Linked DNA regions of Homo sapiens: region 2 is linked to region 1. A link is a contact called in ENCODE Hi-C or POLR2A ChIA-PET data. All regions are on one chromosome and are shown on one strand. Each heading gives the region's core, a stretch centred on a gene start or an enhancer-like site at or near the end of the contact. The rest is flanking DNA. Distances are from core to core; before and after follow the strand shown.

Region 1 (4,132 bases), core at 316-2,815:
CACAGGAGGCTGAGGCAGAAGGATCACTTGAGCAAGGCCCTGTACCAAAAAATAAGTAAAAGTAAAAAATAAATATTTTTTTTTCGTCTGAATGTTCTACTAAACTGGAAGCTCAGCCAGTCACAGTGGCTCATGCCTGTAATCCCAGCACTTTGTGAGGATCCCTTGAGACCAGGAGTTCAAGACCAGCCTGGACAACATAGTGAGATCCCCTCTCCACATGAATAAATAAACTGGGCCGGGTGCGGTGGCTCACGCCTGTAATCCCAGTACTTTGGGAGGCCGAGGCAGGTGGATCACGAGGTCAGGAGTTCAAGACCAGCCTGACCAACATGGTGAAACCCCATCTCCACTAAAAATAAAAAAATTAGCTGGGTGTGATGGCGGACGACTATAATCCCAGCTACTCGGAAGGCTGAGACAGAAAATTGCTTGAACCCGGGAGGCGGAGATTGTAGTGAGCCGAGATCACACCACTGTACTCCAGCCTGGGCAAAAGAGCGAGACTCCGTCTCAAAAAAAAAAAGGCCAGGCGTGGTGGCTCACGCCTGTAATCCCAGCACTTTGAGAGGCCAAGGCGGGCAGATCACGAGGTCAGGAGTTCCAGACCAGCCTGACCAACATGATAAAACCCCGTCTCTACTAAAATTACAAAAATTAGCTGGGCGTGGTGGCACCCGCCTGTAATCCCAGCTACTCAGGAGGCTGAGGCAGAAGAACCGCTTGAACCCGGGAGGCGGAGGTTGCAGTGAGCGGAGATCACACCACTGCACTCCAGCCTGAGTCACAGAGCGAGACTCCGTCTCAATAAATAAACAAACTGGAAGCTCTTTGAAACCAAAACCACGTATGTCTTCAGCTTTAGGTACAGAGTCTTGCACAAAATAGACATCTTTTTATTTATTTACTTTAGAGACGGGGTCTCGTTTAGACATGGGGTCTCCATATGTTGCCCAGGCTGGAGTGCAGTGGCTATTCACAGGTGCGATCATATCATAGCTGACGGCAGCCTCAAATTCCTGGGGTCAAGTGATCCTCCCGCTTCAGCCTCCCAAATACTTGGGACTACTAGATACTCGAGAAAAGGCAAGAATGTGGTCTGAATGCTGGGAAAGCAGTTCATCTGGTAAAGAGAGGAGGGGATTCCAGGTGAGGAACAGGTGTGTGCAAAGACCGGAAGCCATCCTTAAGAAAGGCGTGGTTGGAGCACAGCGTAGGAGCCAGAGGGCAAAGGTGCTGGGCAGGAGAGGCGGGAGGACAGAGATGGCGCAGGAGTGCGGTTCCACAGGGTCAGGTTCCTAACACGCTGGCCAGAGCAGGGAGCCGACCTCCAAACTCTCAGGGAAGAGAACCAGGTTGCCCACCGGCGGCACCTCGCACCTCGCCCTGACCACAAGCACGTGCGCCCAACCCGCCTCGCACCCCGGCCCGGGTAGGGGGCTCAGGGGACTCCCGGGGCACTCAGGAGGGACGCCCCGGGCGGGGCGCGCAGGCGCGCTGAGGCCGTGAGCCCCAAGGGGCGGGCGGGTGCGCGCGCTTTCTCGCGCACGCGCGCACGGAGGGGGCGACGGCCGCTGTGACGCTGCGGCGGCGGCGGGCGGGCGGCGGCGCGTGAGGCGCGCGATCCCCGGTGTCTTGGGAGCAGTGCCCCGGCCCCCGCCGCTCCCGCCGCCGCCATGTCGGGCCGGTCGGTCCGGGCGGAGACCCGCAGCCGGGCCAAGGACGACATCAAGAAGGTGATGGCGGCCATCGAGAAAGTGCGGAAATGGTGAGGGGCCGGAGCTTAGGGGGCTGGCGGGGGTCGCGGATCCAGGCCCTGAGGAGCGTGGGACTGGCGGGTCAGGTGGGAGCCGACCGGCCGGCGCTGGGGGAGGGGGGTGCGGGAGAAGGCGGGAGGAGGGCGCCGCTGGCGTCGGCGTGAGGTCAGAGGGCGCGCCGGCCGCGGCCAATCAGCGGTCCTCCCGGCTCGCGGGCCCGCCCACCTGCTGCGGCTGCTGCCGCGCGCCGCCTGGGAGGGGATTCCGGCTTCCGGCCCGGACTGGAGCTGCCTGGCGTCGGTGCCCGCGCCCGGCCCAGCCCGGGGCCCGCCCTCCCCTCTTCCTGGGCAGTGGCCCCGCCTGCGTTTCCAGGCTTCCTCTTGATAATAGCGAGTAGCCCTGGAGTGGTGTCAGCCCGCCAGGCTGAGCGCTCTGCGTATTCAGGCGTTGAAGTTGGGTGAGTTTCTGGGTTAGTCCATCTGTCAAGGGAGCAAGCCTGGTGTCATCCAGAGGGATACCCCTCCCTTTCCCCCAGTAACCGGCCCCTGCGCCGCGAGCTTGGTAGGCATTTTCTCTTGCTGCCCCGGCGGCTGTCAGGAGAGTCCTTTGCAAACTATGTACCAGCCTCCCTCTAATTTCCCTGCTTCTGCTCTTGTTCATTCCCCAGTCCGTTCATCATTTGCACTGTGTGATTTTATTTTTCTCACTTCCAAGTAGCAGAGTGGTCTTTTTAAAGTGCACATCCTTACTTGGGAGGCTGTGGTGGGAGGATTGCTGGGACCCAGGAGTTGGAGGCTGCAGTGAGCTATGATCGTGCCACGGCACTCCAGCCTGGGCTACGGAGAGAGACCCCGTGTCTAAAATGTTCATGGAAGATGCCGATTGAGCCCCTGTTTAGTATCCGGAACTCCGATACATACTATATCGGTGTGTATCGGAGTCATCACATTAAACTTTCACAGCCAACTTCGTCAGCTCTTTTGTATAGCCAATTACTACTAATAATTTAAAAACCCAGGTCTGGCTAGGTGAGGTGGCTCAGGCATGTAATCCCAGCACTTTGGGAGGCTGAGGTGGGCGGATCGCTTGAGGCCAGGAGTTTGAGACCAGCCTGGGCAACATAGTGAGACCCCGTCTCTACAGAAAATAAAAGTTCAAGTAGATGTTACCTCCCGCCAGGAAGCTTTCCTTAACTCCTCCCATCCCTTTACCTCCTTTAAGGTCGTTGGTACGTTGGACTTTATTTGTGTGTTTATCTGTCCATTTCCCCACAAGAGGGAAGTTCCTTCTCTTTTTTATGTCTGAGGGCTTCATATATAGTTGGGTTTCAGTATAAATATTAGTTTAACATACTCATGGTTTTCCTCGTCCACCTTTAATCCTCCGAGGTTTTGGTGAAACCTAAGAACAGGTACACCTTTCTCTTCTCCCCATTTTTGACCCCCCCGCCCCTAGCAGGCTAGGCTGAAGGGCCATCCCCTGTCACCTGGAACTCTGTACCAGCCTCCCTGTAAACTCTCTGCTTCTGCTCTTGCTCATTCCCCAGTCTGTTCATTTGCACTGAGTGATTTTATTTTTCTCTCTTCCGAGTAGCGGAGTGACCTTTTTAAAGTGCACAGCCTTATTTGGAAGGCTGTGGTGGGAGGATCGCTGGAGCCCAGGAGTTGAGGCTGCAGTGAACTATGATCATGCCATGGCACTCCAGCCTGGGCAACACAGTGAGACCCCATCTGTAAAAAAATATATAAAATGTGCATCTTATCCTAGCACCCCTAGTAATGCTTCAGTGGTTCCCTTCTTGCTTTTAGGATAAATACTGAAGAAGGCCCTCCTTCCTGCCTCACTTGGCTGGCTCTTTCCCAGGATGCCCGCTGTCTTACCAATGAAGTCACTCTGCTCTTCCTGCCGCCTGGCATTCTTCTTCCTCTCTCCTCTCCTCCCTCTTGCCGAGTTAACTCCTAGCTCAGCTCAAAAGTTGCTTCCTTAGGTTTACCACTTGAGATTCCCAATCTAGATCAAGTCTCCTTCATAGACCTTTCCACAGTTGTATTAGATGGACTCATAAGACATTTCCTATATTTGATTTCTTTTTTTTTGAGACAGAGTCTTGCTCTGTCACCCACGTTGGAGTGCAATGGTGCGATCTTGGCTCACGGCAACCTCTGCTTCCCGGGTTCAAGCAATTCTGCCTCAGCCTCCCGAGTAGCTGATTATAAGTGTACACCACCACACCCAGCTAATTTTTTGTATTTTTGTGGAGACCGGGTTTCACCATGTTGGCCAAGCTGGTCTTGAACTCCTGAATTCCAAGTGGTCCTCCCACCATGACCTCCCAAAGTGCTGGAATTACAGATGTGAGCCACTGTGCCTGGCCT
Region 2 (3,870 bases), core at 207-2,706, 67 kb before region 1:
AGAAGCAGGAACAAAAGCTGGACCTCAGTGTCAGTGAGAGAAGGGGCTCAGAGCTCCTGGGTAGATGCCTGCCTAGGGGATGTCCACCTTCCAGTGAGCCACCCATCCCTACCAGTAACAGTCCCTCGAGGCTCCCCTTGGGCCTCTCTGTGCAGGTGAAGTAATGATCACAATTTTTTTAATATATATTTTTTCTTAAGTATTTTATTTTGTTTTTGAAACAGGATTTCACTGTTGCCCAGGGTGGAGTGCAGTAGGGCGCGATCTCGGCTCACTGCAACCTCCACCTCTTGGGCTCATGTGATTCTTCCACCTCAGCCTCCCGAGTAGCTGGGATTATAAGCCAAGCACGCATCGTCACATCCGGTAATTTTTGTATTTTTAGTAGAGAAGGGGTTTCTCCATGTTAGCCAGGCTGGTTTCGAACTCCTGGCCTCAAGTGACCCACCCACCATGGCCTCCCAAAGTGCTAGGATTGAAGGCGAGAGCCACCGCGCCCGGCCACCGTGTTGGCCACCATGTTAACTAGAGGTGTTAGCAACCTCCTGTGGGCCAGGCCCTTCAGGGGCATTACCTTGGGCTTACCACATCAGGCCCCTGAGAGTTGGGGGCTTCTACCTATGTGGAGGACCCAGAAGAGCTAATATGGGGGGCGGGGGTTGGAGGTGAAGGGCAGGAGTTAGGTGAGGGGAGATGGTGATCTCTGGCCTCACAGGAGGGTGCCCCTGAAAGAACAAACCCCAGGTCCTGAGGCGCTTTCAGGCTCAGGTGTGATAGGGGACCCTTTTGTTGTGGAGACAGGGTCTCACTCTGTCATCCAGGCTGGAGTGCAGTGGCGCGATCTCCGCTCACTGCAGCCTCAACCTCTTGGTCTCAAGCGATTCTCCCACTTCAGCCTTCGGAGTAGCTAGGACTACATGCACACGCCACCATGCCTGGATAATTTTTGTATGTTTGGTAGAGACAGGGTTTTGCCATATTGTCGAACTCCTGGGCTCAAGGAATCCTCCCACCTCAGCCTCCCCAGTAGCTGGTATTACAGGCTTTCTCCACTATGTCCGGCTAATTTTTGCATTTTTTTGGTAGAGATGGGGGTCTTGCCATATTGCTCAGGCTGGTCTCGAACTCCTGACCTCAAGCCATCCTCCCGCCTTGGCCTCCTAAAGTGCTAGGATTACAGGCAAGAGCCCCTGGCGTCCGGCCTGACCTTTCTTAATATCCCTTTGGAGCAAAGTAGGGGCGGCTCTATCAGGACTCCAAGGAAAGACGGGAAGGGAGATGGGGCCAACCCGCCAGAGCTCCAGAGCACCGGGTTCTCACCTGGCGTAAGGATTATGCTAATACAAGCCCCGCCCCGTCCCAGGCCCCGCCCACCCGATCGGCCTATGGTGTGGGGGCGGGGCTATGTTAATGAGGCCCGGCTGGCCAAGAGCTGTTCCCCGCGCTGCGCGGAGCAGGGACCAGGCGGTTGCGGCGGCGACAGCCATGGCCGGCGCGCTGGCAGGTCTGGCCGCGGGCTTGCAGGTCCCGCGGGTCGCGCCCAGCCCAGACTCGGACTCGGACACAGACTCGGAGGACCCGAGTCTCCGGCGCAGCGCGGGCGGCTTGCTCCGCTCGCAGGTCATCCACAGCGGTCACTTCATGGTGTCGTCGCCGCACAGCGACTCGCTGCCCCGGCGGCGCGACCAGGAGGGGTCCGTGGGGCCCTCCGACTTCGGGCCGCGCAGTATCGACCCCACACTCACACGCCTCTTCGAGTGCTTGAGCCTGGCCTACAGGTGAGGGCGGTTCCGGGCCCTGACGGCCTTGGCTTCCAGGTGGGGATGGGGGGGGGGTCCGGGGCAGGACTGCGCGCTGGGGCCCTCAACACCCCACCCGAGCCCGGTCCTGCGGCTCCCGGAGGCTCCGATCACGCCCTGGACACCCCCTTTCTCCCAGCCCCGAGGTCCTCCTACAGCGGCCCAGCCCGCTGGCCCCTGACGGACCCACGCATTTCTGATTCCCATTCCTCCCCCATTCCCTCTTCCCCGAAGCGCAGACCGCCTGCGCCCCACCTCTACCTGGACCTCTGGTCCCCTCTCTCTGGTCCCAGCCCCTCCGTCCCTACAAAAATGCCAGGCGCCCCTGGTCCCTAGGCCACCCGCGCCCATCCCCACTCTCCACTCTGGAGCCACTCCACCCGACCCCCTGCAGGCCTCGGCCTTCTCCCCAGCAGCCCCGGCCCAAGCCCGCCCTATTCCTGGACCCTGAGATACTCCCAGCGCCCCTGATTGTCCCAGTTCATAACCAAAGTGGACTGGAACTGGCCCACTCTCACGTCCACCTCCCCGCAATTGCTGAGACACCTCTTCTTGATCTGCTACATTAAGGGTGGCGGGAGGAGGATGTCCCAGAAATGTCCAAGAGGCGCAGCTCGCAGAGGTTACGCCGGTGCCCGGGAGGCCTGGGTTCGCCTACCCACGTCGCCACACTAGGCTGAGCGCCCGTCGCTGCCTGGGACCCCCGCTTAGTGCCACCGAGAGCGCACAGGCCGCGCCCCGCTGCCGCTCCACGCCCCGCGTCCCAGAGGAGGGCGCGAACCCGAGGCCTGGCCCAGTGCCCTGGAGCAAAGTTCCCCGGAGTTGAGGGGCCAGTATAAATTATCAACCGAAAACCCGTAGGGGAGAAAGGGGGATCGGCCGGCCTTGATCTTTTCTCTGTGCAAATATTCCTCTTCCTCCGCGGCGCCTCCTCCCCTTCTGAGAACCGCTGGCTACAGATCGGCACCTGCCGCCCTGCGGGGGAGCAGGAGCTGGGGTGGGGACTGTGAGGGGAGTGTTGCCTGCCCCCAACCGCAGCCGCCCAGCTGCGACCCCATTGGCTGGAGGCGGAGTAACCTTGGCCCACAAGCTCTGGCCCCTGGCCCAGGTCATGTTGCAACCCGATCGGCCAGGGCGTCGGACCCGTGTGGAAAGTTCAAATTCCCGTCCCTTCTCCCTCCCTCCCCAAATGTCACGCGACTGCCTGGGACAGGGCATCTAAGGTCCTGGTACACCGGATGCCGGCACTCCTCCTCCTAAGGGTCTCCCATTTCCCACCCAACCCCAACTTTGGCTGCTCATTATATACTACACATCACTCTATTTGGGAGGGGGCCTCACTTCCAACCCTGACGATGGGTGACCAAAGAGGAGAGGTTCTGGGGAGCTGGCAAGGTAAGGGACAGAGCGCACCCCCAAAATTGCCCCCCCACCCAGAGGCTGACTCAAGGCTGATGTAACCCCAGTCAGAGATAGCTGGGGTAGAGAGGACTGTGTTTTCTTCCCAAATACCCAAATATTAATAGTAAATCTCTGGCTGGGCACAGTGGCTCCTGCCTGTAAGCCCAGCACTTTAGGAGGCCAAGGTTCTCATCCAAGGATTGCTTGAGCCCAGGAGTTGGAGACCAGCCTGGGCAACATACTGAGAACCTGTCTCTACCAAAAAAAAAAAAATTTTTTTTTTTTTTTGAGACAGAGTTTTGCTCTTGTTGCCCAGGCTGGAGTGCAGTGGTGCCATCTCAGCTCACTGCAACCTCTGCCTTCCGGGTTCAAGAGAATCTCCTGCCTCAGCCTCCTGAGTAGCTGGGATTACAGGCGCCCACCACCTCCAGCTAATTTTTTGTATTTTTAGTAGAGACGAGATTTCACCATGTTGGCCAGGCTGGTCTCAAACTCCTGACCTCAGGTGATCCACCTGCCTTGGCCTCCCCAAGTGCTGGGATTACAGGCATGAGCCAACATGCCTGGCCAAAAAAAATTTTCTTTAATCAGCCAGGTGTGATGGCACATTCCTAGTACCAGCTACTGGGGAGTCTGAGGTGGGAGGATCACTTCAGCCCAGGAGGTTGAG

Evidence for each region. Hi-C counts contacts between places; a loop is a spot of excess contacts on that map. ChIA-PET counts read pairs that join two places held with the same protein, here RNA polymerase II (POLR2A). Pooled maps may share reads with other maps.
Region 2: a loop to region 1 is called in a map of gastrocnemius medialis, with 11 times the contacts of the local background. The contact joins the promoter of MLXIPL here to the promoter of BCL7B in region 1. A Hi-C loop is called at or near these places in 1 of 168 maps with a recorded cell type or tissue (gastrocnemius medialis) and 7 of 50 pooled maps. POLR2A ChIA-PET finds 5 or more read pairs at or near these places in 5 of 52 experiments (Caco-2, HepG2, RWPE1 and 2 more).

The regions. Positions count from the first base shown.
Region 1 is chr7:73,555,123-73,559,254 of GRCh38, reverse strand. BCL7B (BAF chromatin remodeling complex subunit BCL7B) reads left to right here and starts at 1,565. Exons shown (of 6, transcript NM_001707.4): 1 at 1,565-1,768. The coding sequence starts at 1,677. RefSeq lists silencers at 1,290-1,529, 1,580-1,689, 1,710-1,759, 1,780-2,229.
Region 2 is chr7:73,622,108-73,625,977 of GRCh38, reverse strand. MLXIPL (MLX interacting protein like) reads left to right here and starts at 1,456. Exons shown (of 17, transcript NM_032951.3): 1 at 1,456-1,778. The coding sequence starts at 1,486.